Regions from separate parts of the Homo sapiens genome. Here region 1 is linked to region 2. Evidence: chromatin contacts called from ENCODE Hi-C or POLR2A ChIA-PET data. All regions are on one chromosome and are shown on one strand. The core of a region is the stretch at or near the end of the contact, and the rest is flanking DNA. Distances in the headings are between cores, read along the strand shown.

Region 1 (4,065 bases), core at 1,481-3,980, 110 kb after region 2:
TTTTCCACTTTATCCCTAAAGAGTTTCACAACGCTTGTTTGCCGATTTCTACATAGATGCCACCTTTCTGAGTTGTATGTATTTACATGCCAAATGTATTCATTGAGCAGCGTTAAATAATGGTGTTCACCCCTAAAGTGCATATACTGGTAAAATTAAGAATGATCGTAATTAAGCCTCTTGCAATAGTCATTAGTTCAGAGAATATTTAAGAATATTAAAGGTGCTTTGCTAATGTCCTCGTTAGTTTTGTTTTGACAAAATCAGTACTTCAGTTTCTTGTTTCTTTTTTTTTTGAGACGGAGTCTTACTCTCGCTCTGTCGCCCAGACTGGAGACTGGAGTGCAGTGGCACGATCTTGGCTCACTGCAACGTCCACCTCCCAGGTTCAAGCGATTCTCCTGCCTCAGCCTCCCGAGTAGCTGGGGTTACAGGCACACACTATGCCTGGCTAATTTTTTTTTTTTTTTTGAGACGGAGTCTCGCTCTGTCACCCAGGCTGGAGTGCAGTGGCGCAATGTCGGCTCACTGCAAGCTCTGCCTCCTGGGTTCACGCCATTCTCCTGCCTCAGCCTCCCGAGTAGCTGGGACTACAGGCGCCCGCCACCACACCCAGCTAATTTTTTTGTATTTTTAGTAGAGACGGGGTTTCACCATGCTGGCCAGGCTGGTCTCGAACTCTTGACCTCAGGTAAACCACCCACCTCAGCCTCCCAAAGTTCTGGGATTACAGGCGTGAGCCACCATGCCCAGCCCAGTACTTCAGTTTCTTAGCGATGAAATCCACCCAATGTCAGGCGATGACTATTATTATTTTACTGATTTATACTGTTTGTTCTCTATTAATGTCTTATTTTCCCCAACCGATTTTGAAGTTGAGTAAGGACTATGTTCCGCGGGTATCTTGAGTCCTCTGAGGCACTGAGCTTGGTGATTTGGACGCAGGAGCTGCTCATTAGTGAGCTGATAGCTGGGAGCATAGCGCATCCCACATCACCTGACTTACCTTGGTGTCCTCCTTTGTAGCCTTTTGTCATACATGATATGGAGACACTGTGTATGGCTGAGAAGACGCTGGTGGCCAAGCTGGTGGCCAATGGCATCCAGAACAAGGAGGCGGAGGTCCGCATCTTTCACTGCTGCCAGTGCACGTCAGTGGAGACCGTCACGGAGCTCACGGAATTCGCCAAGGCCATCCCAGGCTTCGCAAACTTGGACCTGAACGATCAAGTGACATTGCTAAAATACGGAGTTTATGAGGCCATATTCGCCATGCTGTCTTCTGTGATGAACAAAGACGGGATGCTGGTAGCGTATGGAAATGGGTTTATAACTCGTGAATTCCTAAAAAGCCTAAGGAAACCGTTCTGTGATATCATGGAACCCAAGTTTGATTTTGCCATGAAGTTCAATGCACTGGAACTGGATGACAGTGATATCTCCCTTTTTGTGGCTGCTATCATTTGCTGTGGAGGTGAGTGGTTGATTTAATCTGCTGGTATCATGTCACTGACAGGCTCCTGTCTTGAAAAATTTGACAATGGGAAATCCAGTACCAGCCTGAGCTGTTCCAGTGGAGGGGACACTCACATGGTGGGAAGACGTCTGACCCCCAGTCACTGCTGAGAATTCAGTGGGAATTATAACAATATTGTATAATATTATAGTATATATTGTTATTATCTATAAATACATATTTAATATTATGTAAATGTATGACATTTTAATCATAATATTAGCCAGGTGTGGGGGTGCACACCTTTAGTCCCAGCTACTTACTCAGTAGACTGAGGCAAAAGGATCTCTTGAGCCCAGGAGTTCAGGTTGCAATGAGTTATGAATGCACCACTGCACTCTAGCCTGGGCAACAGAACAAGACCTATTTCTTTAAAAAAAAATTATATATTTTGCACAAATATATATATAGAGAAAAAGAGGTCGGACATGGGCCTGTAATCCCAGCCCTTTGGGAGGCTGAGGTGGGTGGATCACTTGAGCCCAGGAGGTTGAGACCAGCCTGGGCAACATGGCAAGACCCCGTCTCTACAAAAAAAAAAATAGAAAAAATTAGTCAAGTATGGTGGCATGTACCTGTAGTCCCAGCTACTTGAGAGGCTGAGGTGGGAGGATCACTTAAGCCCAGGAGACAAAGGTTGCAGTGAGCCAAGGTCACGCCACCACACTCCAGCCTGGGCGACGAAGAATGACCCTGTCTCAAAAAAAAAAAAAAAAAAAATTATACACACACACACACACACACATTTCGTTTATATTATATCTAATATTATAAACAGATATAATTTATATATTATGATATTCCTGTATATATTATATAATGATGTTGTATTCATATTATAGACAATATTGTATGAAGTGCTATACAGATGTCAGTATAGTTGCTGTCACAGTTGGTTATGTTGATGAAAAGTATATTTCCTAATGCAAAATATAATATCAGTCAGCAGCCAAGTGGCAGTGACTGCAAGGTTTGCTTTGCCCGAGGAAGCAGATCCCAGGGAAGGCCGATCTGGTCCTCTCTGTGGAAGCTGGCTCTGCAGCCTCCACATTTTTGGCTCGGTGTCACGTTCCTTTAAATAGCCCCATCTCAGGTCTAGGAAGGTCATCCACCTACTGCAAACTCGGCTGACCTTACCCAGGGTTGGTGGAGACAGATGGGGTCTCCCACACTGCCTGCAGCCATACTGCGCCTGGGGGATTGACTCACTGTCAGCATGGAGCTGACTCAGCCCTACCAGCCGTGCCCGTTACTGTGTGGCTGGGCACAAGTCAGATGAAGGAAGTCCTTGCGCTCTGGCATAAAGTGTACAAAGACAAAGCAGTTATGCATAATTTGTCCTTTAGTATGGTCAGGATGTAGCATTGTGGGTAAAATGCAGTTGCAGAACTATTTATATGTAGCATGATCACAGTTTTATAAAGGAAATTATAATCCTATATCAATCCTATGTATATAGAAAAATGTCCAGTGAGATATATGTTAAACCTATTATGGTGGGATTAAAATTATGAGGGGGGATTTCTATTTTTCAAAAGATTCCTCCTTTTTTTTTTTTTTGAGACAGAGTCTCCGTCTGTCACCCTGGCTGGAGTGCAGTGGCACGATCTCAGGTCACTGCAACTTCCGCCTCCTGGGTTCAAGTGATTCGCCTGCCTCAGCCTCCTGAGTAGCTGAGATTACAGGAACATGCCAGCACACCTGGCTAATTTTTGTATTTTTAGTAAAGATGGGGTTTCACCATATTGGCCAGGCTGGTCTCAAACTCCTGACCCCGGGTGACCCACCCACCTCGGCCTCCCAAAGTGCTGGGATTACAGGCATGAGCCACTGCACCCGGCAATAATTCCTCTCTTTAGAGACTTAATAGTTATAGCCCCAGCCACTCTGGAGGCCGAGGCAGGAGGATTGCTTGAGCCTAGGAGTTCCAGTCCAGCCTAAGCAACAGAGCAAGACCCCATCACTAAAACAATACAAAAACAAGAATTTTAGAAATAAAAACTTAATAATTACATTTACAACCAAAAACAATGAAGATGTTTAAATCCTCATCACTAGCAACCCTGTTAAGAATCATAGTAATGACTGGGTCTGTAAGGGAGCACCGCCTGCTGAACATGGCTCAGGGCAGTATTTTCTGGACCAAGAATCAGGTCTCATGCTTTGAGACTGTCCCAGGATGTCTAGTGCCAGCTACCCCAGGCAGGTCATCTGGTGTGAATGTTGACTCTTCCTGCACCAAGTCTCAGACCTGCCCCACCCTCCTCCCCACTCTGGGTCTCCTGATCTTGGCTCACTGCAATCTCCGTCTCCCAGGTTCAAGCGATTCTCCCACCTCAGCCTCCCGAGTATCTGGGATTACAGGCGTGAGCCACCGTGCCTGGCCTACAAAACCTAGTTCTAACACAATCACTCCTTAAATATGGTGGAACACTTGAAGCTTGATATCTAGTTTGGATTCAAAAGCTTCATTTCCCATATTATGCAAAACTGGTGGTTGTGATCTCCAGAATGTACTGTTCCTCCTACTAGCTCTAATTTTTCTCCCT
Region 2 (4,287 bases), core at 745-3,244:
TTGCCTTCCAGGCTGCCTGGGGTTGGGAGAGTAATGGTGGCATAGGGGACAACAGGTTGTGTTCTGGGGTCCCTTCCCTGGGGCCAAGGAACTGGGCCAGGCCCAGGGCCCTGCCAGGTACCTCGCTTCCAGCCTTGTCCCTGAAGGTCCTCATGCAGGAGAAAAGCAGCCACCTGCACACCGCTGTCCGGCCTCCCCAGAAGGAATGCGCTCCCCCCTCAGACTTGACCTGGGTTCAAACATGGCGGGCCTGTCCTTGGTGGGCCCGGATGCCAACTTTCACCCCTCTCAAATCCTGGGCATCCAGGCTTTGTCTCCAGCCAAGCCCCAGGCAGGCAGCACTGCCTGGACAGGCAAGCAAGACATACTGGCCCTCCTGCAGTCCCCGGAAATAAAACAGAGAAGAGCAGCCCTTCCTCAAGAAGGCCTCACCCCGTCCCTCCCCTCTTCTCTCCCCTCTTCTACCCCTCTCCCCTTCCCTCTACATCACAGACCCAACAGCCTCTCTCGCCAAGCCCATCCACCCTCCTTCCTCCCGCTCAGCCTCCAGGGCTTCTGCCCATTTCCTGGGTCAGCCCCACACAAGTCCTGGCCCCGAGTAAAGATACCATATCCAGGCAGGCGCTGTGGCTCCCACCTGTAATCCCAGCACTCTGGGAGGCTGAGGCAGGCACAGCGCTTGAGCCCAGGAGTTCAAGACCAGCCTGGACAACATGGCAAAATCCCATCTCTACAAAAAAATACAAAAATTAACTGAGTTTGGTGGCTCACGCCTGTGGTCCCAGCTACTCGAGAGGCTGAAGTGGGAGGATCACCTGAGCCTTGGGAGGTCAAGACTGCAGTGAGCCCAGATCGTGCCACTGCACTCCAGCCTGGGTGACAAGAGTGAGACCCTGTCTCAACAAATAAATAAATAAGTAATACAGTTGTCATATCCTATGGAGCAGCTGGCCTGGGGGGTCTGGGTGTGGTGGGGAAGGATTTGAAGGCAGATGCTGGGGGACAGCAAGGGAAGAGAAGGGGGAAACCCAGGGAGGCAGCAGGGGAGGGGTGGCCTCCAGAGGAAGGAAGAAAGGGGGAGGGGAGGCAGCAGGGGAGGGCAGGGGAAGAGTTGTGGCTGGTGCTAGGCCTGGGGTGAGTGTGGGAGGGGTTCACCTGGGCAGACTCACGGGAGGTGCATTCCAGGGTCAAGGAAGGAGTTAACAGAGCCTGTCAGAGCATTCGGGGTGCCGGGTGGGGAGGGATGGCTGGTCCCCGAGTGAAGAAGGCCAAGCTGTGTCCACAGAGGTCATGGTGAGCCCAGGAGTCCAGGAAGGGCCCAGCCAGGTTGTCCACCGCCCCTGCCAGGCCAGAGGAGTTGAGGCTTTGGGTAGCACCCCGCAGGCCCAGCAGTAGAGCTCATATGGCCTGGGGTCACCTCCGGGGGGAGGCACCCTCCAGTGCCCAGCCAGGGGCAGGCTGAGTGCGGGCACCGGAGAGGCCAGCTAACAGCAGGAAGCCCAGCCCTCGAGTGATTGCCCCCTGCAGCCCTAATACATGACAGAGGGGCCTCGGGGTGGCAGAAGGAACACAGGCTGCAGAAACCACCCAGCAGAAAGGTGGCAGCCAGCCGTGAACCAATCCCATGGCCCAGGGCGAGGCCCTTACCCTCTCTGTGTCCTTATCCAGGCTGAAGACAAGGAGACCTGGCTCTCATGGGTACCACGAGGTCCAGGGGGCAGCAGGCAAGTGCCCTGCAAATGCCAGCCAGGGCAGGCCAAGCAGACCAACGTCCTGAGATGAGACAAGACCCAGCCTGCTCAGCACCCCGCAGTCTGGCCTCCTCCCCTAGACACACAGGGCTGCGCCTGACCCCAGGCCATCAGCAGGCGGAGGCAGGGGGCAGTGGGTGGCAGTGAGGGAGGAGACCAGCCGCTCCCCTCACCCACTTTGATCTTCTCCATCAGCTGCCAATGCCCTCAGCCCACGGAGGAGTGAGTTCCTGTGGCAACGCAGGCGGCCCAGTGTCCTTTGCCACGAGGGAGAATGCACGCTGTGGGATCTGGGGATCCGGGGGTGTCTGTGATGGGGTGTTTGGGGCTGTGCTGCGGGATGGGGAGGAGTCTGAGGAGGCGGGGCTCTGGGTTGGATGCTCTCAGGACGCAGGATCGTCCTCCGATCAGCGATCTTCACAAGCCCTGTCTCCAGGGCAGGGAGCCCAGAGCGAGGCTGGAGCTGCGATTGCTGACGTGGCTGCAGTCCCCCTGCTGCCTGGGCCAGGAGAGGCTGGACATTCTGTGGCTTGGATGGTGTTCATGCTGTGGTCTGTGCTCAGACGTGATTATGAAGGGGGTTTTGATTTGTCCTGACCCTCACAGTCCCAGAGCTGATGCAGATGCCCGCAGGTGGACACCCAGGGCCGGTCATGTGTCAGGTCTCGCCTGCCAAGGCCGCTTCCCCTTCCTCCGCCCTCCCTGGTACATTCTGTGTCTGCCTGTGTGAGCCCTGCCCCATGTGCCCCGTTCACTAGGCTGTGAGCTCCAGCAAGCGTGTCTTCTCAGCACCTAGTCCAGCACCCAGCACACAATAGATGGTCAATCAGTGCCCACTGAGGCCAGGCACAGTGGCTCACACCTGTAATCCCAGCACTTTGGGAGGTCAAGGCGGGCGGATCACCTGAGGTCAGGAGTTCAAGACCAGCCTGGCCAACATAGTGAAACCCCGTCTCTACTAAAAATACAAAAATTAACCGGGCTTGGTGGCGGGCGCCTATAATCCCAGCTACTCAGGAGGCTGAGGCAAGAGAATCACATGAGCCCGGGATGTGGAGGTTGCAGTGAGGTGAGATCATGCCACTGCACTCCATCCAGCCTGGCAACAGAGAGAGATGCCATCTCAAAAAAAAAATGCCCACTGAATGAACAAACAGGTTAGAGTGAGGACTCAGTCAAGTTGAATAGGGTGGAGCCTAGCACCATGGGGAAAGTGGCAGAGGGGGCTGCAGGGCAGGCCAGCAGTGGGGGGAAGCCCCCAGGGGACCCTGGGGACCCAGGCTGAGGAGGTAGCTGGCTGGCTGTCTCTCTCAAGGGCCTGGGAAATGCTCTTGGATGGCACGTTTCCTGGACAGATGATCCACAGTTGCTGCTCACGATGCCCTCTTGGAGTCACGCTGTGGTGAGCCTATTGAAGGCTCTGACAAGGCCTGCAGGGAGGAAACAGGTCCGTGTGACTTGGTTTACCCACAGTTTCCCAGGCTAGCCTGACTGTACCAGCTCTGGCTTTTTACGTCAGACCAGTGGCTGTCCCACAGTGCAGGAGCCAACACAGGGGTGCAGCCCGGCCTGGCAACCCTGCATTGGCCACCATGAAGGGAGAGGTGTTTGTGGGGGTATAGAGCTCTGAGAGGGTGGCTGCCAGGGCTCAGGCCAAAGGATGTGCTCAGATGACAGTAATGACCAGGGAGTGTTGGAGGTGTCAGGTTTGAGAAGCTATTGAAGGGTGACATTGCTGGGACCTGGGGACCAGCTGGGGCAGAGGCAGGGGTGGCAGGGAGGCCCAGGTCTCTCTAGGTGGGTGGGTGGATGGCCACTGGGACAGAGGAGCCAGGCTGGGGAGAGGTCTGAGCAGGCGAGGTTTAGGACCTGTCATTTGTGAGGTGCCCCAGGGACTGACCTTGAGGGCTGGAGGCCAGGCCTTTGCTGCCAGGGGAGCCACCTAGACCCACCCTGCGACACCAGACTCAGTAGCTGCCAGTACCCCCACCCTCCCTGCCCACCCTGCCCTAGGGGCTTCCAAAGAGAGGCCTGGCTTTCTTACTGTCTCGCCTGGGGCCCTCAGAGTCAGAGAGCACACCTCACAATCTACCCCCATGGGACTCAGCGGGCTCAGGAGCAGCAGAGGGAACAGCAGCCAGGCCTGGGACAGGACTTAGAGCTGGGCAGTGCTCTGAGCTGCTCCATGAGGCTGGCTCAGGGCTGGGAGCTCCGAGGACAGGCGCTGACACGTGGTCGTTGGTGCTGCCGCTCTAGGCAAAGCTCTGGGCCATTGTGGGGTCCCCCTTTCCCCAGCGAGCTGGGCCTTGGGCCTGGGCAGGGCCTGGCTCCTAGGTGTGAACCCCAGACCTGGTCTCATTTCCTTGCTATCAAGAGTGAGGCCACTGTCTCCTACAAAGATGCTGCCGAACATGGGCCCTGGGACCCATGCTGGGGAAGCAGGCGGGACTTGCCAGTGCTCATGGCTCCCAGGCCTTGGCGTGGCCAGGGCAGGTGCACCGAACCTCAGGCGCTGGGCTCAGTCCTCCGTCCTTGC

The links. Hi-C counts contacts between places; a loop is a spot of excess contacts on that map. ChIA-PET counts read pairs that join two places held with the same protein, here RNA polymerase II (POLR2A). Pooled maps may share reads with other maps.
Region 1: a pooled map shows a loop between it and region 2 (2.3-fold over the local background). The contact joins two enhancer-like sites. A Hi-C loop is called at or near these places in 5 of 168 maps with a recorded cell type or tissue (colonic mucosa, heart left ventricle, posterior cingulate gyrus and 2 more), 1 of 37 single-sample maps with no recorded cell type and 7 of 50 pooled maps. POLR2A ChIA-PET finds 5 or more read pairs at or near these places in 1 of 52 experiments (H1).

Annotation. Positions count from the first base shown.
Region 1 is chr22:46,230,766-46,234,830 of GRCh38, forward strand. PPARA (peroxisome proliferator activated receptor alpha) reads left to right here. Exons shown (of 9, transcript NM_005036.6): 8 at 1,027-1,474. Among named protein-coding and RNA genes, the nearest start is that of CDPF1, 17 kb to the right of the region's middle. Within about 2 kb of position 2,731, at least 11 of the 41 ENCODE cell types and tissues checked have a DNase peak (open chromatin) inside an H3K27ac peak, as active enhancers do.
Region 2 is chr22:46,118,096-46,122,382 of GRCh38, forward strand. No RefSeq gene overlaps it. Among named protein-coding and RNA genes, the nearest start is that of MIRLET7B, 6.6 kb to the left of the region's middle. Within about 2 kb of position 1,995, at least 5 of the 41 ENCODE cell types and tissues checked have a DNase peak (open chromatin) inside an H3K27ac peak, as active enhancers do.